2 separate regions of the Homo sapiens genome follow, and region 1 is linked to region 2. Evidence: chromatin loops called from intact Hi-C (ENCODE). Cell type or tissue: endothelial cell of umbilical vein. All regions are shown on one strand. Links, peaks and the distances in the headings refer to the core of each region. The heading gives the core; the rest is flanking DNA.

Evidence for each region. Hi-C counts contacts between places; a loop is a spot of excess contacts. Peaks named below come from ENCODE experiments on the same cell type or tissue, not always from the same donor. Only the 100,000 strongest peaks of a DNase experiment are listed, where the experiment ranks them.
Region 1: it touches region 2 in a loop (3-fold over the local background); 2 of 110 quality-filtered maps call a loop at or near these places.

The regions. Positions count from the first base shown.
Region 1 is chr13:60,804,112-60,817,316 of GRCh38, reverse strand. It overlaps the pseudogene RNY4P31. Among named protein-coding and RNA genes, the nearest start is that of LINC01442, 110 kb to the left of the region's middle. In endothelial cell of umbilical vein, for the core only: no CTCF peak of the experiment used is centred there; no DNase peak of the experiment used is centred there; H3K27ac peaks cover 465 bases.
Region 2 is chr13:60,752,491-60,765,695 of GRCh38, reverse strand. No RefSeq gene overlaps it. Among named protein-coding and RNA genes, the nearest start is that of LINC00378, 86 kb to the right of the region's middle. In endothelial cell of umbilical vein, for the core only: no CTCF peak of the experiment used is centred there; DNase peaks (open chromatin) are centred at 6,015 and 10,175; H3K27ac peaks cover 1,546 bases.

The sequences.
Region 1 (13,205 bases), core at 2,345-10,344, 52 kb before region 2:
ATATAAAAACTATATATTGTCTTTAAGAAACTCACTTTGAAAATATATATATAGGTAGGTTAAAAGTAAAAGTATTAAAAACATATATCATGCAAAGCTTAAAATAAAGCAAGATGGGCTATATTAATATCAGAAAAGTAGACTTTTGAAATAAAGAAAATTATAAGTGACAGAGAGGGACATTATGTAATGATAGAAGGATAAATATATCAAGCTCCATATATCAAAACATTACATTGTACCCCAGAAATATATACAACTATTGTTTGCCCATTAAAAATAAATTTAAAAAAGGATATCAAGGAAATATTATGAATAATTCTTCACACATCAATACGATATCTCAAAAGACATGGACCAGTTCCACAAAAAACACAAGCTACTACGTACGCACAAACATAAACACATAATTTGAATAGCCCTATAACTATTAAGAAAATTGAATTCATAATTTTAAAGTTTCCAAAAAAGAAATCTGTTGGCTCAAATGATTTCACTAGAAAATTCAAACATTTAAAGAAGAATTAAGCTGGTCGTATGGTAATGAGTTATCAGAATTTATTAACATTGATGGCATTAAAGTTGGTATACAACCCCCCACTGCTAAATTTGACTGAAAGAAAGAAGAAAAAAAAGAAGGAAGAGGAAGAAGGGAAGGAAAGAAAGAAGGACGGAAGGGAGGGAGGAAGGAAGGGAGGAAGGAAGGGAAGAAGGAAGGGAGGAAGGGAGGGAGGAGGAGGGGAGCAATTCATACAATCTCTTCCAGAAAATTGAAGATGGAAGACTTTCCAATTCATTTTATGAAACTAGTGTAGTATTGCCCTGATATGAAAACCAGAAAAAAGACAGTACAAAGAAAACTACAGACTCTTATTCCTCATGAATATAAACAGAAATATCCTTAACAAAATACTAACAAATAGAGTCCAGCAATGTGTGAAACGAATCAGACACCATGACAAAGCAGGGTTTATGCCAGGTATGCAGGCCAGTTTAAGATTTGAAAATCAGTTTATACAATCCTTCACATCAACAGGCTAAAGAAGAAACGTCACATGATTATATTGTTGCCTAAAATGCATTTGACAAATTTTTTCGTCATAAAAACTCTTAGAAAAATGCTAATAGAAGAGAATTTCTTAAATTTGGTAATAAGCATCTACAGAAAGTCTTCAGCTAACATTATACTTAATGGTAAAAGACTGAATGCTTTCCACTTAAGATCAAGAACAAGGCAAGGAAGTATGTCTGTCCTCACTGTTCTTATTCAGTATAGTGCTGGAGGTTCTAGCTAGTACTATAAGGCAAATAAAGGAGATAATAGGCATACAGATTGAAAAGTAAGAAAAAAAACTGCCCTATTTGCAGATGATATTACTGGCTGTGTAAAATACCCCAAGATATCTACAGAAACCTCCCAGAAGTAAAAAGTGAATGAACAAGATCTCAGGATAAAAGATAAGCACACAAAATCAATTGTATTTGTATATACTCACAATTAATATGTGGACACCCACACTGAAAATACATTACTATTTACAGCTGCTAAAAATGTAATACAAAGTGTAAATATGACAAAACATGTACAGGATTTGCATGCTGAAAACTATGAAATACTGATTAAAGAAATTAAAGACTTAAATAGGAGAGATATCCCATGTTTTCCCTAAATTGATTTATCAGCTTAATGTAACTCCTGTCAAAACCCCAGCAAGATTTCTTATAGATACAGACAGATTATTTCAATATTTACATGGAAAGGTAAAGGAACTAGGACAGCTAAAAACTATTCTGAAAAAGAAGAATAAAGTGAGAGGGATCTGTCTACCCAATTTCAAGAGTTAGATAGCTACAGTAATCAATACTGAGTGGTACTGGCAGAGGAAGAGACACATGGATCAATGGAATAGGATAGAGAATCCAGAAATAAACCCACACATATTACATATTTCCAACTGATTTTTTACAAAGGTACAAAAGCAATACAATCGAGGAAATATAGCTTTTTTAAAAAGTAGTACTGAAGCAATTGGACATCTATAAGTGGGGAAAAGAACTTTGGCCTAAGTCACATTTGATTTGAAAAATTAAAATGGATCACAGGCTTAAATGTACAAAAGTAAAAATGTTTTAGGAAATAACATAAGAAAAAACTCTTTGGATCTAGAACTATGGAAAAAATTCTTAGATTTGACACTAAAAACCCAGTCTATTTAAGAAAAGATTGCTAAATTAATTTCACAATAAAAAAATTTGCTCTGTGAAAGATCTTGTTAAAAGGATGGAAAGACAAATTATAGACTGAGAAAATATGTGAAAACCATGTATCTCACAAAGCACTAGCATCTAGAATATATAAAGAACTCTCAAAACTCAACATTCAAATAGTAAACAATCCAATTTGAAATGGATAAACTATATGAAGAGACATTTCACTAAGAGGGTATATAGAAGGCAAAGAATCACATAAGAAAAATGTTTAACATCATTAGCCATTGAGGAAATACAAATTAAAACCACAATTAGATATCACCAGATATCTAGCAAAACAAAAATTTAAAGTAGTGCCAACACCAAATGCTGATGACATTAAAGAGAAACCAGCTCATTTATAAATTGTTTGTGAAAATGGAAAATGGTACAGCCCCTCTGCAATACAGTTTGGTAGTTTATTTGAATTAACATGCAAATACCATACAATCCAGCAAATACACGCTTAGGCATTTATCCCAGATAAATGAAAAATTCTGTTTACACAAAAACCTGTACATGAATATTTACAGCTTTACTCATGATAGCCAAAAAGAAAACAACCCAGATCTTCTTCAGGGTGAACAGTTAAGCAAAGTGGTACTTACACACCATGGAATACTATTCGGCAATACAAAAGAATGAACTACTGATAAACACAACAACCTAGATGGATCTCAAGGGCATAGGCTGAGTGAAAAAAATGTCAGCTTCAAAAGGTTACAAACTATATAATTCTATTTATTTAACATTCTGAAGATGACCAAATTATAGAAATGGAAAACTGATGAGTGGTTGCCAACAAAGGAGAGAGTAGACATAGGAGGGAAGAGAGAGGAGCTATAAAAATACAATAGAAAGTATCCTTGTGGTGACCAAAATGTTCTGTATCTCTGCTGTATCAGTGAAAATATCCTGGTTGAGATATTCTACTACAGTTCTGCAAGAGGAAAAGACCACTGGAGGAAAGTGAATAAAGGGTGCACTGGATCTCTCTGCATATTTTTTTTACATATTTTTTACAACTGTATGTGAATCTGGAATTATCTCTCTTAAAGAAATAATTGGGAAAGTCCAAGATCATTCAATAAATGGTTTTGTAACATCTGATTAATAACTTGGACAAAATCATTTTTTAATCTGAAAGACAACATAAATAAATATCAAGAATTATATAATGTTCACATGGTCTTGACTAGTAATGGCTCTTCTGGGAGCAAATAAATAAACAATCCTAAACATGAAAATAAGAAAACCCTGCACAAAGCACTGTTACATAGAGAAATCCCTCCAAAAGAGCATCTACTGATTACATTGTGTACCAAAACTAGTGCTTGACTGTGGGAAACATTTGGTTGGAGATGGAGAAGTATGTGCTGTTCTACAGGAGAAGAAAAGGGTGAGAGATGGCAGCAACAACAAAAAGCTGTTACCTTACTGTCCTTGGAAGGAGTTCGATTCTCAGACCTGGCATGCACCAAACAAGGGACAGCTGGCAAGAAACAGCAATTGTGATGATTACACTGTGTACCCAGAATCCAGAGCTCCACCAAAGAAAGAAAGAGGGCAGGAGAAACTCAAGCCAGGGAAAGGGATGGGCAAGCTACTCCTCCAGCAGTATGGCAAAAGCATGCTATTTGGAAGTGTGTGAGAATAAAGAAACCAAGTGTAAAGAGGATGTGTTTATACCTCCCAGTGTAGATGTGTTTCCCAAACTTGTGCCAGCTTTCTGTAGTTTCTGTCCACCGCTCATATCTCCCCTATTGTCCTCTGCCTCTGGTAGAATACAGGAGCAGTAATGAAAAAACATGGTTCTTAGGAGACAATGGAATGGTCTGGGGGAGGTTATGGTATGTTAAGGAAGTACCAAGGATAAGCAGCACAGTAACCTGAGAGCTAGTAGCCATATATCTCAGGAAGAGTAAGCCTTCTTATCAGGAGGAAGAAACTGGAAGGGCCACAGTTCCAGCCGTTGGAGGGCTGATGAGAAAAATAATAGTAGTGCTTATAATTTGCATTTGGAGTGTGAGTATAGCTGACATGGCCTTAAACAATTGTTTTTCATGCTGCTATAAAGACACATGCACACGTATGTTTATTGCGGCACTATTCACAATAGCGAAGACTTGGAACCAACCCAGATGTCCAACAATGAGAGACTGGATTAAGAAAATGTGGCACATATACACCGTGGAATACTATACAGCCATAAAAAATGATGAGTTCATGTCCTTTGTAGGGACATGGATGAAGCTGGAAATCATCATTCTCAGCAAACTATTGCAAGGACAAGAAACCAAACACTGCATGTTCTCACTCATAGGTAGGAATTGAACAATGAGAACACATGGACACAGGAAGGGGAACATCACACACTGGGGCCTGTTGTGGGGTGGGGGCAGGGAGGAGGGATAGCATTAGGAGATATACCTAATGTTAAATGAAGAGTTAATGGGTGCAGCACACCAACATGACACATGTATACATATGTAACAAACCTGCATGTTGTGCACATGTACCCTAAAACTTAGTATAATAAAAAAAATTTAAAAAATCATTTTTACACAGTTTGACTTATTTTTAAAATAGAGGAAAGAATTGTCTGCTAGTGCTAGGATTAGGACGAGGTTAATTGATGCTAAATCATACAAATGTAAAGTCAGATGGTCTCTTTATTTAAAATAAAATTTGATAATTTTGTTCATCACCTATCTTTTTTGCCTTAGTTTTTAACTTATTAGCACAAGACATTAAAAACTTGTTTCTCTTGATTGCTGCGTTTTGGGGGACTCCTGTGCCTAAGTAAGTGCCTGCCTTGCCTCATCCTATCCACTAGCCCAGATCCTGTTGTTTGCTGCAAAAGGACCCAGTTGATACAATGGGTCAGGTCACAGGGCAAAGCCAATGGGAATCATCAAAATAAAGAAAATGAGAAAAGGAAATGGAAGAAAGCCAACGAAGTTGACCTTAATCCTTGAGAAGGAAAGATAATGGGAATATATCGACTAGGTATGGAATTTCTACCCTCAAAGGCAAAGTTTGACTCACATTTCCCTTTGCTCAGGCTTTGGAAGACAACAGTAAGAATTACCATTTAATGAGTGCTTATATAATATGGGGGCTTAGGTTAATCATTATATTTATATCATAATTGTCAAGTTTACTTTATTAAATATGCACTCATAACTCTCAGTTGTACACATTAGAAAACTTAGACTTCCTCAGTTAAGTACATTATCCAAGGTCATGAAGTTGCTAAGTGGAGGGACGTGTTGGAACTCATGTCTACTTGAATGCAAAACTCCACAGCCTTAATCACTGCCCCATACATACCTACTGATAGAGTCAAGAGAGGATAAGCATCAACAGAAGTTGCAGAGAAAGAAAGAGTCAGGGCTGATATATAAAAATTCATGTTTGCCTTCTAAAAATGTTTTTCCCTGTTCTTAAATAGTATACACATAGGACAAGTTCCCAAACTGGAAAGAACAAAAGCTTGTCTGAATTTCAATAATTCACAGGCCATGTGTGTTCTTAAAGTTGGGGGACAATCCAGTTACCTAACCCATAGGGAAACACATGCAGAACATAGGTAGAAATAAGTAGAAAGTACTAGTGCTCATTCTTACCCCACCCCAATCAGAGGAGACCTAAAATGATCTGTGTAACATCAACCAGAGAGAACATTCCCCAGCCCGTCAAAGGCCTCTGAGTATAGAGACCTGACTGTGTTGGCTGCAGCACCTGCTACTGTGCCAAGCCTAGCAAGAAGAATACAGTACTAGAAAGTGAGATTATGAGACAGTTAAAGCATGTTTTTTACTCTTTGTATACCTCATATATCTGGACATAATGGTATAGCACATTGGAAACCAAATGAGATCCCCTGAGGCTGACCAAATGAGGTCAATAACTCATCTTAGTCCCCAAAGATATTTGTTTTTTGCTCTTCTATCTGTAACATAAAGGAAATGCATCACAGAAGTGTGAATAATCCTGAATAAAGCGATCAGAGTTGCATATTTCCATGGTGCCACAGGGAATTATTCAAAAGTATTTGTCAGAAATAGCAAGATAACAATAACAGTTGGTCCCAAAGCACTCTGGTTTGTAGGGAAGGACATTAGCTCACATCGGAATTTAGATTAATCATAATGTTGATATGATATTGTTAATTGTTAATATAAAAGGCTTAGATATCCCACAATGAAAAGACAAGAACACAAACTTTGTATTGTTTCAGTTTGAAAGTTTTATTTATACAATAATCCTACTAAGAGGTTAACCACTCATAATTCTTTGTTTTAGTAGTGAATCATAAGAGCTTAGTAAATGTCATTATCATAACATGACCAATCTTTGCATTTCCAAAAACCAAATATACTTTTAAATTAAAAGCTAGATGGGGTTCTGTGTATTTTGCCTAAACTTACTGAAAGATTACTATCAATTCCTGACAAGGTACTTCTCTTTTCAAAAAGATTACACTTAAAGAAGGATTTTCGTCTTACTCTTGGGAAAAGGAATTGGAAAAAGATAAGCAAAAAGACATGCTACAGTGCACTGTGGGGTAGTATTTAATTCAGCCTTACCCCAGCCCCTCCTCAAAGAAATCCAAAGTGGCAGGGATGTCAGTAAAATTAACATAGACATTTTAAGGTGGTGTTCTATACAAAAAATGCAAATTTTGGTAAATATTCAGAGTAAGCCATTGTTTAGGTAGGCCTAGTTACAATCTGCCATACCTATAGTTCATAGACATGACTAGCAAGGGACCCTACATAGGGAAGTAATAACCTGGGCATCTGAAGTGTGTAACCCCAAGGGATACTGTTCCCATTGCAGTCACTGCAAACAGCAACCCTTGGAGTGGGCGGTGAGCATCCTGCACAGCTGTCTGCCTTGACCCTGGACACCCTGATATCAGAAAATCAAACTACATGTAACAAGCACAGCATTTTTAAACCAAGTTAGTTCTATTTTATAAATCACTTGAGCCACATATTCCAAGCCTGGCAGGCAGAACAAAAAAAGCAGACTCACTTAGTTCAAATCAGTGTAGGAACATTTAGCTTCTTTCAGAACTATCAATAGTACTTACCTTAAAACTGTACATTCAGGCAGCTTGATGGCTGAGGTCTGTTCGGTTTGGTTTCTGTTGATCTTTCATCTCTGCTTCAACTCCCACTTGTATCATATCCACCCCATAACCTGATATCATGCTCAGCCCAGTCTAACAACTGCCTTAGCCTCAGAACCCAGCCCAAACCAGGCCCCATTCTGAACAGCCTGAGACAAGCAGAAGTCAGAGGGAGAGAAAGAAGACAAAGATTAAATATTAAATTCATTCTTTAGAGGTGGTTGAGATACTAAGTAAAAATGGCCTTTTACATTTGTTATTCAATAGATGTCCATTTTTTTGGTTTTTATTTAAATACTTATATTTTAAGGAAAGGGAGACAGAAATTACCAATGCATTTTCTCACCCAAGAGTACAGATGTGGACAGGCAATAATAGTGAGAAAGCGTCAAAAGGAAATCAAATTCCAGAGGAATTCTTGTAACTGATGCCACATAGGATTATTTTGGGGAGCCTAAAGCAAGGGTACTATAAGGAGGATGAACAGTACAAGGTAAACCTGGAAGTAAATATTTAGGTAGAACTCACCAGAAATTCCTTGAGCTTAATCTTCTTTTCCTCTCTCTCAACACTGACACTTGTCTTTCCAACCCCCAAATCCAAGCTCCACCCTGAAAATTTCCCAAACAAGCTTTAGTCCTTGAACTTAATATCTGCTCATCTTGGGGTGGTCTGCAGGATCTGCTTGTATGATCATCCATCAGCAGATGTGTAGGTCCACAGCACAGCCTCTGCTCAGGATGGTCTCATAATAAACCTGAAAGGCCCTCAGATTCTGAATAATGAATACTGTTATATGTTTCTCTTCCTTGTGGTATTTCTCAAATAATAGCCCCAATTCCTGACGGAATTGCTGTACTCATACCAGTACGAGGTTCCTCCCCCCACCGCCACTAGACTATATTTAAGATAAATTGTTCTCCCTCAACTGCTGCCAAAGTAGCAATGATAGGATAGGGAGTTTCCTTGTTTCCTGGAGCTCCCTGAAGAAGTTAGAGCCGCTGAAACTCTGAGAGGATGTGAAAAGCATTAACATGTATTTCTTTCTTTCTCACTTAGTTCAAATGGACTGAAAGAAAAAGAACATTTATGTCCATGACTACTTCAGGTAAAGCCTCAAATCCTCTGGTTTCTCTAAAGTTTTCACTTTTGTGTGAGAAAGCATACTGTCTTTCATCAATAAACCCATAAGGGCTTTAGAGCTCTTCAATCCTTGTAAGTAATCCCAACATGATTTAATACCATTTTCTGGTTTTGTTCTTCACCACTATAGCAATTCAGGATGGATTATAAAGAATCTATTTTTATTTCTAGGCTCCCAATTGCATCACAATATGCATTTAAAACAAATCAGAATTATCCTAATGCTACAAAATTGTTTTTATATTTCTCTATAGGCCTGGAAGAAATCTCCAGGATCCATAATAGGCAATTTCCTGGACATAAAGTGAAACCACAGTATAACCATCCCAGAGAAATAACTGTTTCACCTTCTTATAGAGACTCACAAAAGTGGAGATTCCAAGATATCCTTCAGTTACTTCAAATGTTAACATCCCTCAATGTTGGCAAATGTGTTCTGATCCGTAGAGTCTCATGTTCTTATTAAACCTGTTCTGTTTGTTCCTCAATGAAGAGATGTATCGGGTGGATATTCATTTTTATTTCAATGCAGTAATCATTTATTAAGCAACTCCTATGTGTAAGCACTCTACTAAGCACCAGAAATAATGAAATGAAAGATATAATCCAAGCCCTCAAGAAATTCGAAATCTAGTGAGAAAAATAGACATGTAGACATTATAATAACATTTGTTACAACAGAGGCTGGGTAATATTCAAAATATTTAAACATTACAATATGGGCACCAACCTATCAAAATGGAGACCTATGGTAGGACCAGGAGAAGGTTCTGAAGGACACTCTGTAAATGCTGCAATTAAGCATCATAGGAAAATGTAAGGAGTGTGGGTGACAGCAATGATGACCTGCAAACAGAGGATGTAGCTCTGTAGGTCAAGGCACTGACAATTTTGCAATTGATATTTTTAAATTTCAATATTTTGCAACTAGTTTGGTCATTCTGATGCACAAGAACTGAATACTAGCTTCACATAAAAAAAATCATTCTTAAAATAACCATTCTTAAGTCAGCACTAGCATAGTTCAGGGGTGACCACTGAGGATTTTCTGTGACTGTCCTTAATGCTGCTCATCTAATATCCTGATTTTACCTTCTTGCAAGTACATGATAGAATTGCACATTCTGTTCTTTTGAGGCAAAACAGAATTCTGTGATTTGCTTTGGCCAGGGAAACATAAGCAGAAGTGATGTGAAAATGGTAGAAGACTTTAAGAGCCATTAAAGGGTTGGCTTAGGTTGTAAGAAGGAGCACTGATGACTGTAAGCAGAGGAATAGTAAGAAAGAAATGGAAGTGAAAGTGTCTGAACCAACACAACTGATAAGATGATGAGAAGCAATGTGTTAAAGAGGTAGGCAGAATTCCATCATAAAATAGCCATATGGGGTGCCAAGGAAAACAGACTTTATCTTACAGGTAGGGTCAGGGATATAATGACCAGAGAGCCTTAACTCTCCTCTCAGCTTGACTAACTTTCGACAAGTTTATTCTTGACTTTAGGCCAGTGACCTCTCTATTTTTAGGGCATTTACTTTGGAAATCTTGCAGTTATAAATTCTTTCTCTGATCCTTGAGATACAAATCTTATACAGCCAGGAATGTCTTTCTCAAGAACCTGAGAGCCATCCCTTTGAAATATAATTATTCAGAGATCATTACCCCTCTCTCTGCCAGTCTCTGTGGGAGGGTAAAATCTTAACTTCAATAAGTACTTATTAGCAAACACAGATGACCTAACCACATTGACTAACCTCCTCCTAATATACTCTAGTGCTTTTTGACTGGCACTCTTACATATAAACTCTTATAAGTGCTAGTAAATTTCCTGCCTTTTGTTTTAGCTGAGTTCAATCTATCTCCTCTATGGCAATAGTCTTGAATAAAATCTTCCTTGACTGTTTAACTTGTCTGATGCAATTTTTTTTAATAGTAACGATACAAGTAAGGAGGTAATCCAGCAATCCAGATAACTAATATATTAACATGACCTGATAGCTGGTCAGAGACAGAAAAAGTAATCACTAAGGTGGCTCTATCTGTCTTGGGATAATGCTGTCTTTTAAGATGGGGAATCAGTGAAGGAATGCTGCAAAGGCAAATCAACTGTAATGCCATCAGAATTTCAGCTTCTGGGCCCTTCACTTCTTCATTCTCTTCCAAGGCTCAAGTAAGCACCAAGCAAAATATTACTTTTTTAAATCTCTGCAAAAATAAGCTATTTTAAGTGTATTTGGTAAGAATACTTTCCAGGTTCTTTCCCCTATAACTTTTCCTATGTGACTTTTTTCCTTGTGTCAGATTGTATTGATGTGAGCATCTGTGGGACACTGGTGAAAGGAAGCTAGTTTGAGGAGATGCTCGTATTTTCAGCTTGGAAAAAATTTGGGAACATTTCCATAAGTGAAGATTAACAGATTCCTGATTAGCATTTATATAAACTGTACCTGCTCTTTAATTCTTTTAAATTGTGATTAAAAATAATGGAATATGAAATAAAACTGGTAAAGTTTATCAATGAAATAAACAAATATATATTATTCTGATGTTAAAAATGAAAAAAAAATTCTAACAGAAAACAGATCATTCCTAAAGCATAAATTTAGTAAGAGGAAAAGATAAAGTACAAATAGAAGTAATAAATAGCCTTTAATAAACAAGTTAATGAAAAAGAGTGCCTCATATAAATACATTGGAAAAGGATTTAAATTTATGGCTGATCTGACATGACATACTGCTATTGACAAAGATAATATAAAATTCATGATTAAACATTAAAATACAGATATTGGGAATAGGAACAGCTCCAGTCTACAGCTCCCAGCGTGAGCGACGCAGAAGATGGGTGATTTCTGCATTTCCATCTCAGGTACTGGGTTCATCTCACTAGGGAGTGCCAGACAGTGGGCGCAGGACAGTGGGTGCAGCTGCACCATGCGTGAGCTCAAGCAGGGCGAGGCATTGCCTCACTCGGGAGTTCCCTTTCCTGGTCAAGGAAAGGGGTGACTGACGGCACCTAGAAAATCGGGTCACTCCCACCCAAATACTGTGCTTCTCCGATGGGCTTAGGAAATGGCGCACCAGGAGATTATACCCCGCACCTGGCTCAGAGGGTCCTATGCCCACAGAGTCTCGCTGATTGCTAGCACAGCAGTCTGAGATCAAACTGCAAGGCAGCAGCGAGGCTGGGGGAGGGGTGCCCGCCATTGCCCATGCTTGCTTAGGTAAACAAAGCAGCCAGGAAGCTCCAACTGGGTGGAGCCCACCACAGCTCAAGGAGGCCTGCCTGCCTCTGTAGGCTGCACCTCTGGGGGCAGGGCACAGACAAACAAAAAGACAGCAGTAACCTCTGCAGTCTTAAATGTCCCTGTCTGACAGCTTTGAAGAGAGCAGTGGTTCTCCCAGTGCGCAGCTGGAGATCTGTGAATGGGCAGACTGCCTCCTCAAGTGGGTCCCTGACCCCTGACCCCCAAGCAGCCTAACTGGGAGGCACCCCCAAGTAGGGGCAGACTGACACCTCACACAGCCAGGTACTCCTCTGAGACAAAACTTTCAGAGGAACGATCAGACAGCAGCATTCGCTGTTCACAAAAATCCGCTGTTCTGCAGACACCGCGGCTGATACCCAGGCAAACAGGGTCTGGAGTGGACCTCTAGCAAACTCCAACAGACCTGCAGCTGAGGGTCCTGTCTGTTAGAAGGCAAATTAACAAACAGAAAGGACATCCACACCAAAAACCCATCTGTACATCACCATCATCAAAGACCAAAAGTACATAAAACCACAAAGATGGGGAAAAAACAGAGCAGAAAAACTGGAAACTCTAAAAAGCAGAGCACCTCTCCTCCTCCAAAGGATCGCAGTTCCTCACCAGCAACGGAACAAAGCTGGACGGAGAATGACTTTGACGAGTTGAGAGAAGAAGGCTTCAGACGATCAAACTACTCCGAGCTACAGGAGGAAATTCAAACCAAAGGCAAAGAAGTCGAAAACTTTGAAAAAAATTTAGAAGAATGTATAACTAGAATAACCAATACAGAGAAGTGCTTAAAGGACCTGATGGAGCTAAAAGCCAAGACTCGAGAACTACGTGAAGAATGCAGAAGCCTCAGGAGCACATGCGATCAACTGGAAGAAAGGGTATCAGTGATGGAAAATGAAATGAATGAAATGAAGCGAGAAGGGAAGTTTAGAGAAAAAAGAATAAAAAGAAATGAGCAAAGCCTCCAAGAAATATGGGACTATGTGAAAGACCAAATCTACGTCTGATTGGTGTACATGAAAGTGACGGGGAGAATGGAACCAAGTTGGAAAACACTCTGCAGGATATTATCCAGGAGAACTTCCCCAATCTAGCAAGGCAGGCCGACATTCTTATTCAGGAAATACAGAGAATGCCACAAAGATACTCCTCGAGAAGAGCAACTCCAAGACACATAATTGTCAGATTCACCAAAGTTGAAATGAAGGAAAAAATGTTAAGGGCAGCCAGAGAGAGAAGTCAGATTACCCACAAAGGGAAGCCAATCAGACTCACAGCTGATCTCTCAGCAGAAACTCCACAAGCCAGAAGAGAGTGGGGGCCAATATTCAACATTCTTAAAGAAAAGAATTTTCAACCCAGAATTTCATATCCAGCCAAACTAAGCTTCATAAGTGAAGGAGAAATAAAA
Region 2 (13,205 bases), core at 2,846-10,845:
GGGCAATGCTGCCTTAGATCTCATCTCAAGAAATAATTGTTCTCTATCCTTTAGCACCCACTTCTTGAAAAGAATGCCCTACCCCCTATTAGCACTTACTCTGCTCTCTGTTCTTTCTTTACTTGTAACTCCAAAATCTTTACTTGTAACATACCCCCCTCTAAAACCAGAGAAAAAATGTCAGCTTCAAATAAAGACCCTGCACAAAGTCTCAGCCTGGTGAAAACATCCAGAAAAGAAGCCTATTGACTGTACTCAATCTACATGGCAGTTAAAGGAATACCCACACCCAGAGATGAGAAAGAATCAATGCAAGAACTCCAGTAACTCAAATGGCCAGAGTGCTGTATGTCCTCCAAACAACCACACCCATTCTCCAACAAGACTTAATAAGGCTGAACTGGCTGGAATGACAGACATAAAATACAGAATATGAATAGGAACAAAGATAATGAGATTCAGGAGGACAGCAAAACCCAATGCAAGGAAATTAAGAATCATAATAAGGTGAAACAGGAACTGAAGGATTAAAGAGCCAGAATATAAAAGAACCTAACAGTTCTGACAGAACTAAATAACACAGGCCAGGTGCAACGGCTTACACCTGGAATCCCAGCACTTTGGGAGGCCAAGGTGGGTGGATCATCTGAGATCAGAAGTTCAAGACCAGCCTGACCAACATAGTGAAAGCCCGTCTGTAACTAAAAATACAAAAATTAGCAGGGCATGGTGGTGGGCGCCTATAATCCCAGCTACTCGGGAGATTGAGACAGGAGAATTGCTTGAACCCGGGAGGCGGAGGTTACAGTGAGCCAAGATTATGCCATTGCACTCCAGCCTGGGTGACAAGAGTGAAATTCCGTCTCAAAAAAGAAAAAAAGAAAGAACCAAGAAAGAACTAAACAACACAATACAAGAATTTCACAATGCAATCACAAGTATTAACAGCCAAATAAACTAAGCTAAGGAAAGAATCTCAGAATCTGAAGAATGGTTTTCTGAAATAAGATAGACAAAAATAAAGAAAAAAGAATTTCAAGCAATGAACAAAACTTCTGAAAAGTAGGCGATTATGTAAAGAGATCAAATCTACAAATCACTGTCATCCCTGAAAGGGAGGGGGAGAAAGCAAACAACTTGGAATACATATTTCCATGAAAACACATTGTCCATGAAATACATATTGTCCATGAAAACATCCCCAACCTTGCTAGAGAAGCCAACAGTCAAATTCAAGATATACAGAGAACTCCTGCAAGATTCTACAAAAGAAGATCATCCCCAAGCACATAATCATCAGCTTTTCCAAGATCAAAATAAAAGAATGTTAAAGGCAGACAGAGAAAGGGCAGGTCATCAGCAAAGGGAACCCCATCAGGCTAATAGCAAACCTCTCAGCTGAAACCCTACAAGCCAGAAGACACCAGGGTCCTATGTTCAACATTCTTAAGGAAAAAAGTCTTCAACTAAGAATTTCATGTCGAGCAAAACTCAGCTTCCTAAGTGAAGGAAAAATAAGTTCTTTTTCAGATAAGCAAATGTTGAGCAAATTTATTACCATCAGACCTGCCTTAAAAGGGATCTTGAAAAGAGCACTAAATGTAGAAAAAAAAGACTGCTACCAGCTAATACAAGAAAATACTTAAACATACAGATCAGTGTCACTGTAAAGCAACCACATAAATAAGCCAACATAATAACCAGCTGACAACACAATGACAGGATCAAATCCACACATATTGATACTAACCTTGAATGTAAATGGGCTAAATGCCCCACTTAAATGGTACAGAGTGGAAAGCTGGATAAAAATGGAAAGCTGGACAATGCTATGCCATCTTCAAGAGACCCATCTCACATGTAGTGACACTCATAGGCTCAAAATAAAGGGATGGAGGAAAATCTATCAAGTAAATGGAAAACAGAAAACACCAGGGGTTGCAATACTAATTTCAGACAAAACAGATTTCAAGCCAACAAAAATCAAAAATAAAAAAGACAAAGAAGGGCATTACATAATAGTAAAGGATTCAATTCAACGAGAAGACCTAACTATCCTAAATATAGATGCACCCAACAGAGGAACACCCAGATTCATAAAGTAAGTTATTAGAGAACTACAAAGAGACATAGACTCCCACACAATAATAATGGGAAACTTCAGCACTCCACTGACAGTATTAGACACATCGTCAAGGAAGAAAACTAACAAAGACATTCAGGACCTAAACTCAACATTGAACCAAATAGATATGGTAGGCCTTTACAGAACACTCCACCCCACAACAACAGAATATACATTCTTCTCATTGCCATATGGCACATATTCTAAAATCGACCACATAATTGGACATAAAACTATCCTCAACAAATGTTAAAAAAAATTATAACACACACACACTTAAGACCACACCATAATAAAAATAGAAGTCAAGACTAAGAAAATTGCTCAAAACCATGCAAACACATAGAAATTAAACAACGTGCTCTTGAATGACTTTTGGGTAAATAATGAAATTAAGGCAGAAATCAAAAGTTTTTTTAAACTAATGAGAACAAAGATAAAACATATCAGAATCTCTGGGACACGGCTAAGGCAATGTTAGTAAAATTCTTAGCACTAAATGCTCACATCACAAAGTTAGAAAGATCTCAGATTAACAACTTAACATCACAACTGAAAGAATTAGAGAAGCAAGAATAAATCAACCCAAAAGCTAGCGGAAGATGAGAAATAATCAAAAATCAGAATTGAACTGAAGGAAATTGAGACACCAAAAAAAGTTCAGAAAATCAATAAATCCAAAAGTTGGTTTTTTGAAAAAACTAATAAAATAGGCCACTAACTAGAGTAATAAAGGAGGAAAAGAGACTATCCAAATAAACACAATTAGAAATGACAAGAGAATGTTACTACTGACCCCACAGAAATAAAAACAACCATCAAAAACTACTATGAACACCTCTATGCACACAAACTAGAAAATCTAGAAGAGATGAATAAATTCCTGGACACATACACCCTTCCAAGACTGAACCAGAAAGAAACTGATTTCATGAACAGACCAATAACGAGCTCTGAATTTGAATCAGTAATAAATAGCCCAACAACCAAGAAAAGTCTTGGGACCTGATGGGTTCAGTCGAATTCTACCAGATGTTCAAAGAAGTACTGGTAGCATTCCTACAGAGACCACTCCAAAAAACTGAGGAGGAAGGACTCCTCACCAACTCATTGTGTGAGGCCAGCATCATCCTGATACCAAAACTTGGCAGAGATACAACAAAAAAAGAAAACTTCAGGCCAATATCCTTGCTGAACATTCATGTAAAAATCCTCAACAAAATACTCACAAACTGAATCCCAGCAGCACATCAAAAAGCTAATCCACAATGATCAAGTAGGCCTCATCCCCGGGATGCAAGGTTGGTTCAACATACACAAATCAATAAAGGAGATTCATCATATAAAGAGAACTGAAGACCAAAACCACGTGATTATCTCAACAGACACAGAAAAGGTTTCAATAAAATTCAACACTCCTTCATGCTAAAAACTCTCAATAAACTAGATATTGATGGAAGGTATCTCAAAATAATGGGAGCTATTTATGACAAGCCCACAGCCAGTATCATACTGAATGGGCAAAAACTGGAAGCATTTCCTTTGAAAACCAGCACAAGACAAGGATGGCCTCTCTCACCACTCCTATTCAACATAGTATTGGAAGTCCTAGCCAGAGCAATCAGGCAACAGAAAGAAATAAATGGCATCCAAATAGGAAAAGAGGAAGTCAAACTATCTCCGTTAATATATCTAGAAAATCCCATAGACTCAATGCAAAAGCTCCTCCAGCTGATAAACTACTTCAGGCATGTTGCAGGATACAAAATCAATGTACAAAAAACACTAGCATTCTATACACCAACAACAGCCAAACCCAGAGCCAAATCAGGAAGTCAATCCCATTCACAACTGCCATGAAAGAGTAAAATACCTCAGAATGCAACTAACAGTGAGGTGAAAGATCTGTACAATAAGAATTATACAATAGCACTCAAAGAAAAAAGAGAAGACACACAATGAAGAAACATCCCATGTTCATGCCTAGGAAAAATCGATATCAGATTTCCAAGAGAAAAACGAACAACACCATTAAGAAGTGGGCAAAGGACATGAATAGAGACTTCTCAACAGAAGTCATACATGCAGCCAACAAGCATATGAAACAAAGCTCAACATCATGAAAACCACGATAAGATACCTTCTCACACCAGTGAGAATGCTTATTACTAAAAAGCCAAAAAATAACAGATGCTGGTGAGATTGTGGGAAAAAAAGGAATGTGCATATACTCAGAGAAATATAAATCATTCTACCTAAAGCCACATGCACGTGAATGTTCATTGCAGCACTATTCATCATAGCAAAGACATGGAATCAACCTAAATGCCCATCAACAACAGCTTGGATAAAGAAAATGTGGTACATATACACCATGGATACTATGCAGCCATGAAAAAGAAACAAGAGCATGTTTTTTGCCAGAACATGGATGGAGCAGGAGACTATTATCCTGAGCAAACTAATACAGGAACAGAAAACCAAGTACCACATGTTCTCACTTATAAGTGGGAGCTAAATAATAAGAACTTATGAGCACAATGAAGGAAATAACAGATACTGTGGTATAATTGAGTGGGGAGATTGGGAAGAGGGAAGAGAGAAGAAAAGATAACTATTGGGTACTGAGCTTAATGCCTGGTTGATGAAATTACAAGTTTACTTATGTAACAAACCTTCACATGCACCCCTAAACCTAAAATAAAAGTTAAAAAAAATAAAATTTTTTAAATGCAAAAAGAAAAAAGAAAAATAAACTCCCAAATCTTTACTCAATATTAATCATCCCTAGCTATTGGTGAACATCATTCTAGATACTTTTCTATGTGTGTATGTAGATAAATGAATACATAAATAATAGCAAGAACATTTTTAATTAGAATTGTGTCAGATATGGAGTTTAATAAAAACCACCAAACTAATTTTTCTTGAATCCAACCTTATAAAGAAACTAAAACAATCAGAATTGCTCAACTGTAGTTAAATATTTCTTTACAAATTCAATATCAGATCCTAAAAGAGATATCTAAAAATCATGAAGAATAGTGACACATTTATTCTTATTTTATGAATATTGCTGTATCACAGCAGTATTGGATCATTTCACTTTTATATTGAAAAATTTTATCTTGAAATATTTGGCTGTTTCAGCCAAATCCCTCCTTGCCCATTCTGAAGCAGATTTCCTTAACCTCATGTCCGTAGACACCCCCAAAGAATCTGTGAATAGAAATCAAGGGTTTGTACATGTAGATGGAAAAAATTCCATTTTCCCTAACCTTTAAGTGTAACGTGCACTTTTCCTCAATTATGAACTTAGGTAACAAACCACAGTAGTGTCAGCATTACCTGTGAGTTTGTCACTAATAGAAATTACTTATATTTCCATATTACTTACTGCTCTTGCCAATCTTAAATGGTGTTTTACACTTATCAATGTTTCATTAATCAAGGAGCACTTATATTTCTTCAGTACAAATTTATTTTTTACATACTTTTATATTTGCATTTCAATTTAATTGGTTTCCCTTAAAAACGTACATTTTTTATTTTATGCATTTAAAACATACTGAGAAGGCATTCACAAACTTCAACTGCCTGCAAAGGGGTTAAAGTATCAAAAAGGTTAAGAATCCCTGTTTTGAATGCTTTTGTCAGCCCCACCCCCAATTCTCTTCACCCGAGTTATAGGAAACAGATCCTTTCTTGGTTCCGGTGGAAGCCGATTAAGAGAAAAGAAAGGCACAACAGTCACAATCCCCCCAGCAGACAAATTCGGTGTTCATCATTTCCAAGGCTACAGCTTCTTTATTCTCGGTGAAATAAAATCACATTCCACAGATGCCAGATCCCCATATCACTGGCTTACAGATGGGCTTCCTGCCAGTCAACAAATACTGTTGCCAAGGCTTCTGCTGTGACATTCTGATAAGACTGGAGTCGTGCCTTTATAAAGTAACGACATTTTTAAGGCAAATGATTGTTTTATGATGGCCTTCTGACACTGTCGATATGTAATGAAGTAGTTAAGTCAATCAGATCCGAATCACAGGGTCATTCTACTTTACTTCAGTCAATAACAAGACCACTTATCTCCTGCTGCTTTTCATATCTTACGATGACAGTAGTTCCACTGTGTCGAACTATTACCTTCATAGCTTCATAGCTTCTCAGAAAGTATAAGTGAATAGAATATATGTCAGGTATTTATAAGTATCTGAGTATGTATGTAGTATATATAAATTGTAGTTTTTAATATTTAGAATTTGTATGATTCTAAACACACACACCTTTTTGTGAAAGATAGAAATAGCAGTATTGGTAGTATACTAACAGGTAAATCTCCACGTTCCTAGTATTTATGTCAGCCTTAGTTGTTTTCAACTGCAAAACTCAGCATGCATTCCAATGTACTGCATAAACATGACTATATTAAATAGCAAAATTACCACCTATCCCTATTATACCATGGGCACATTAAAATAGAAAAACATGATTTCATATATATATAAAACTAGTAATCAAGTACTAATAGATTACCTCAAGAATTTTTATGGGTACAAAAGTGCCCTTGAAATCAGTGGGTGTTTTGTTCAAGGAAAGAAGAAAAAGAACATAGTCATGTTCCCTAGTTTGAAAATGAAATTTTTGTTTCATTACTGGTACCTATTGCTGGGTTTCATTCAACAAGCATTGGCATGCCACTGCTTGCAGTTCCTATAAACCTTGAGAGCTAGGAGGCTGAAGGGACGAAAATTCCAGAAATGGGATTCAGAGACTGTGTTCTACATACTGTTAAGTATACAGGGGCTTTTTACACAATATTAGTCCATTCATTTGTATAGTGGAAGCTACTGCCTTACTCAAAAGGTGGCCATGAATATTAATTGAACTAAGACACAAGTAAAGTGCCTGGCAGAAAGTAGCTGTCCAATAAGTATTAATTTCACTATTTCTACCACCTTTAACATCTCAAGACCTTATACAGCATAGGGTTCAATGAAACACCCACTTTAGTCAAACCCCTTAAATGAAAGATCACAAAACAAAATACTCCTAGACCCTGGATAAATGTGAACCAGCTCAGTGGAATGGTGAACTCTGTGATGAAATGGAAATCATAATTCCTACTAAAATCATGCAAATTCTAAACATTAAATAACACTCTATGTGCTACATAAGGCACCAAAAGGCATCATTCAGTATGCTTGGCAAAGCAGCTACAATTGATAAGTGGAACTCAGGGAAAATAAATTTCTCAGCCATGCAGGGTTCTTTTTTTCCTATGGAAGTCTCCTACAAGATCCGAAAGAAGCCATGTGACCCAATACTAATCTATTGGTGTTGTCATTGTTATCATTTTTAATTATTGAATCAACCCAAGTCTAGATACTGAAGAAATTTGTTTGGTGTCCACACAAGCATATAGTGCATTGAACCCTAGAACAAAGTCCTGCCTTTCTGAGCAATAAACATTTGCTTTTGTGATACTGCCCTGTGTGAGAAAAGGACAAAGCAGAAAAAAAAAGAGGTACAAGCAGAACAAAGGAGGAGCCTCTGTGTACTTGTCCCCTACCCAGAGGCATAAATACCACCCAAGTAGTGCCCTGTACTGCAGGATAGCAATTGAAAAGAAAAGCTCTCTTCAGTGAACATTTCCTTTATGCTCTTTAACTAAAGCAAGAATTTTTGTTTGCTGGCTCAAACATTCTGCCTTAAAAAAAATGTATAACACAGTTTAGGTTCTCTTATTCGTTTTTGCCTTCTTTTTTGCAAGGTGGGGGAAATATAAATCATGTGTCCAGGCATACATGATTGTTAATGCCATGTCACTGGGGATCTTAAGTATGCGAAAAGGTTAAGTGAACTTGATTTATCTACTGTCCGAGATTGTCATGCCGAGAATACTGAGTTGCTACCAGAAGGCGAAACTTAAGACACATTTCTCAGACGGGCCTGGGCCACTTTCCTGTGCTGAGTGATGTGACTTACGATGTGTGTTCCTCCTCTGATCTATGAGTATCTGTCTGGGTTTGTGGAATATGGGAAGCAAAGACTGGTGAATATGGACATTCACAAGGCATGACCAGCTCTAGAGTTAGTAAGGTTGCAGGGTTATAATCAGCTGCGGTTATCAAGAATATGACAAAGTATTAATAATGAAGGAAAGGAGTACATGAAGTGTGAAATGACAGTCGGGCTTACATAAATTCTCTATTTGGGACTGAGCACTCGATGGGGCTGAGGCTAAATTCAGAATAGCCAGGAAAGAGGAAGGGGAATATAGGAATATAGAAAATGAAGCTGTACCTCACTGGTGACCATCTGCCAAACCAGATGCAGGCAGAAACCTGCTAGTTAGCTGAACATACGAAGCAGATTATTCTCACTGTTCTGGGTCAAAGCCACCAGCTAATAAATCCAGTTGGTATACCCACAAATAAAAACTCACTGTAAATTAGGGGCTACCAGTGGAAACTTGGTCCCAGAAATCAATAGAGATTTCTGACATCAAGTCTCCAAGCACTGGCCATGCTCAAAGTCAGGTGCTGTGTCAGCTTCATGGTTCTGCGTACTCCACCAGCTTGGGAGGAGGATCCTAGCCAGCAGATGTAAGGGCAGGGACTATAGTCTGGCACCCTAGGTATGGGGCATCTAGTGACAAGCAGATTGTCTGGCAGGACCCAGACTGGAAGGTTAAACTTAATCACATATCAAGATAGAAGCCCAGTCTCATAAACTGTACAAATGCATCCAAAGACTTTGGCCCAAGAGACACAAAGCTTTCTAGGATTTCATACAGGCATACTAGTTTCAGGTTTGCAGCTGCTAAGCTATTTCCAGGCCCTTTTCTTTACTATTTACTTATATCCAAGCTTTTTACAAAAGGACATCTATATGTCATCAAACATAGCAGAGATAGCAGGTTGTCCATCAAAGATTCTGGTTCCCCCATTCATAGTATGTAGCTGTTGCCAAGAAGCAGATGGCAAGCCAAGGATCACATTCCTTAGTCGTCCTCCCTTAAGTGATGTCATGTGAATGGTTTTTGCCAAACAGAGTAACGCATGCCACTTTGAGCCAAGTTGCTTAAGAAGCAAGTGTGCCTACTCTATCCTCTCTCGCAGCTGAATGCGAGGACTATGCAGAGGGAAGGCAAAGCCATGCAATGAAGGAAGTCTAAATCCCTGAATCATCCTGAGGAAGACAGCCCACCAGCCGGGAACACTAGCACTGAATGATTATGTGAGTGAAACATAAACTTCTCCCGTGTAAAGCCAGTGAGAGGGGTAGCAGCAGCAAGTATTGCTCTAATCAAGACCCTGAGATACATACCACACAATTAAAATTAGCAAATGGGAAAATCAGTCCAAAGGGAAGATACATAAAGCCAACTTTTAATATTGGCGCATGCACACATACACATAAAAAAATATGCCTAAAGTTTGTAGTGTTTCCCTCAGATGTAAACAAACCAGATGTCAGAACAAGATTTATCTGGTTTTAAGAGGTTCTCACCTGGGTCTTTACACAGGAAAACTATAATGTAACACACAACTAGAGGTGTGGTTAAAATGCATGTTTTAGAGTCAGAGAGTATGGCTTCAAATTCTGGTTCTGCAACTTACAGGCTGTGTAAACTCAGGCAAGTTACTTAACATTTCAAAGCTTCTATTTTCTGAACTGCAAAATGCAGATGATAAAAATACTTTATTAGAATTGTTGTGAGAATAAAATGAGATAAATCCACATAAAATGTTTGAAAAGTACACTCTACATGGTGCTAAGTGTGTGTGCTAAATCAAACTGAGCCGTTATCAATATTACTATTTTTTTAAACCATAAGTCTGGCTTTTAGAAATGATAATGAGTTCTGAATCATAGTATGCCTCTGAAATATTAGAATAAAGTAACCCAGATCCTGACACTGCCTGACACCTGGGAGAGATTAGGAGGTAGGGTGCCAATCAGATATCACAGCTCAGAAATGCTTTGTAGCATGTCAGAAGTTGAGTTCTTCCCTCGCCCCCACTTATTTGTGGCAGGATCCCAGACTCCACCTGCTGGTGCAGATAAGGCTCCTGAAACTCAGTTCCCACATTCCTCAGGATTAACGCAGAGCCTGTACCTTGAAGACATTAAGGTCTAAAAATGAGCAGAAATAGGGAAGACAGTGCCTGACATCAAGGGTCCTTCAAGAACAAGAATTAAGTTCTTTAACAATGTAGTTAATCTGCCCACCAAGCCAGCAAAATTATGTCAAATTATATTTCCTAATCTTTCCATCAGCGCTATGATTTTGAATTAGACTCCTTTTCAGAAAAAATTGGGTCATAGTCTAATGGCTTCAGAAAAGGCTTACCCATGCACCACAGATAGAGGAGACATTTATCTGTAGGCCGTATCGTCCCCTGCTACAGATGTATCCCTAATAAGAAGCCCTCCCAATTCTCAGCTTTGAAGGATTAGACAACGAAAACTACAGACACACACACACACACACAAAGGTCCAAAGTCCAACTCACTAGTAACCCCTCAGAAAGTGATTTTTTTTAGCATTTAACTGGCTTCCCTTGAAGAAGAAATTATGCTACCCTAAAGTAAACTCTAATCTGTTAGCCCACAGAGAAAAGGCAGCAAGCTACCAAATATCTGCTCATCACAATGAGCTTAAATGAAGCATGGATTTAAGCCTCTTTTATGTGTATAACCCACGATCTTTATTAGAGTTTACTTTGCATAATTAACTCAGGGAACTATGAGAAGCCCAGAGCTGTTTCTGAGTCTTGATTCGTTATGTGCTGCTGTACCCAAGGAAGTAAATATAAACAGGAGGGTTTTGCCAGGCTCCCCGGATTCTTGAATTATCCCCAACAAAATGAGAATCGTAGCGTCCTGGAATCCTCTGTGTGCCTGAGAATAAACCCTGAGCTAAAGCAAAAATCAACAGACCATTTCTCTACCTTGGAGAAAAGTAGAAAGTTGCTGAGGGGGCAGTTACAATGATGATAGTGAGTATTTATGCAGATTTGCTTCCCTAAAGCTAATCTAGAAGACTCACAGCAGTGTCCTTAAAAGAGCTGCTATTTGGAAGAACCATTGACTGAAAGAGCTATGGGGGTGGGGAAAAGCAGTTTGTCTTAGAGGAAGTAGCTAGGGCTCTGCCACAGATTGTCCTCTGGGTAAGTCATGAGGAATGAGGGGACTTTAAGAGCTGAGAGATGCTGGCTGGGTGTAGAGGCTCATGCCTGTAATCCCAGCACTTTGGCGGGCGGAGGTGGGTGGATCGCCTGAGGTCAGAGGGTTCAAAACCAGCCTGGTCAACATGGCGAAACCCCGTCTCTACTAAAAATACAAAATTAGCCAGGCATGGTGGTGCATGCCTGTAATCCCAGCTACTCGGGAGGCTGAGGCAGGAGAATCGCTTGAATCCGGGATGTGGAGGTTGCAGTGAGCCGAAATCATGCCCTTGCACTCCAGCCCTGGGCAACAAGAGTGAAACTCCATCTCAAAAAATAAAATAAAAAATAAAGAGGTGAGAGTTGCTGACACTGGACAGGAAATAGAAGAAGTAAAAAAGTAAGACAGTTTGAGAAGATGACAGACCCAAGATATCAGAAGCTGCCACCAGATAAAGGGAAACCCCAAGGAAATGCCTACTTAGCCTACTCAGGACTGTCTTGGAGAGGCATGAGACAAGGCGTTCAGCCAAGAAGGTCCTGAACTCCTGAAATCCCCATCCTACTTTCCACAAAACAGTCATTCCTCAGGCAAACAGGAATGTCAACCTCCCCTCTTTATGTACATCCAGGAGGAAAAGGAGTTTGCTCTTCAGAAAGATAAAATACTAACCACTCATTAAATAACTTGGAGAAATTTAAATTTCAGAATTTCTGGCAGGAGTTCAAGTCATAAGATTCCTTGTAAGAGATACGTCAAGAAACAAGGGTTAATATGATCCAGAAGTATCTCTCATTGATGAAAGAGTTGCCCTGATGAATCTCAGTTTTAAATTCTAATAGGAAGGTGTACTCAAACCTAACAGGCTTGGAGAAGCTAGAAAAAAAACCATAAGAAGTCACCTAACCCATTTTTTTTTTTTTTTTTTTTTTGAGAGATGGAATCTCGCTGTCACCCAGGCTGAAGTGCAGTGGCACAATCTCGGCTCACTGCAACCTCTGTCTCCTAGATTCAAGCAATTCTCCTGCCTCAGCTTCCCAAGTAGCTGGGACTACAGGCATGCAACACTATGCCCAGCTAATTTTTGCATTTTTAGTAGAGACAGGGTTTCACTATATGTTGGTCAGGTTGGTCTCGAACTCCTGAGCTCAGGTGATCAGCCTGCCTCGGCCTCCCAAAGTGTTGGGATTACAGGCAAGAGCCACCGCACCAGCCCGACCCACTCATTTTAAAATTGTTTCCTGGAGCCTCAGGGTGCCACCAGAGGCGCATCAATGACCATCGTGTTTTACAATGGACAATTCTCCCTCAGAGAGGTTTAGGAAGGAACCAGATTGGTCAGAAGTGAATCAGAGCTACAACTCAGGTTTCTTGACATCTGATATTCCACCCACCATGCTACACTGTTTCTCATCTCCTATATAATTGTTTTTTCCATATAATTTTTTCTCAGAGCTCTTTATTTAGATTTTCTGAAATTCCCAAGCTAAAAAGCAGGAGTCAAACTATACTCATAGAGCTTATTGTGAATACAACCCAGGAGCTGATGTATCCCATAACCAGAGGTGAATTTTTGAAACTACCTTGGCTACATCCAGCAGGGGGGAAAAAAGTGGGAAAGTTTCAAGATCCAGATTCCAGTAAGAATCTTCTCTACCCTAATCCTAAGGCTGTTTCACACATGGGTAGGATTGCTGTCACACATGTAATTTAAGGTTATTACTGTGTGATTACCACCTCCTCTATTGAAGCAGAGATTAACATTTTGGCATTCTTAGAGAATAAGGCCACATTTTCAAGAATTCCCTGGAAGGCAGAAAACAATCATCAACATCCAATAAGGCCTTCCGGTGAATTAGTATATTAGATCAACCAATTGCTATCAAACAAAAATAGGGGA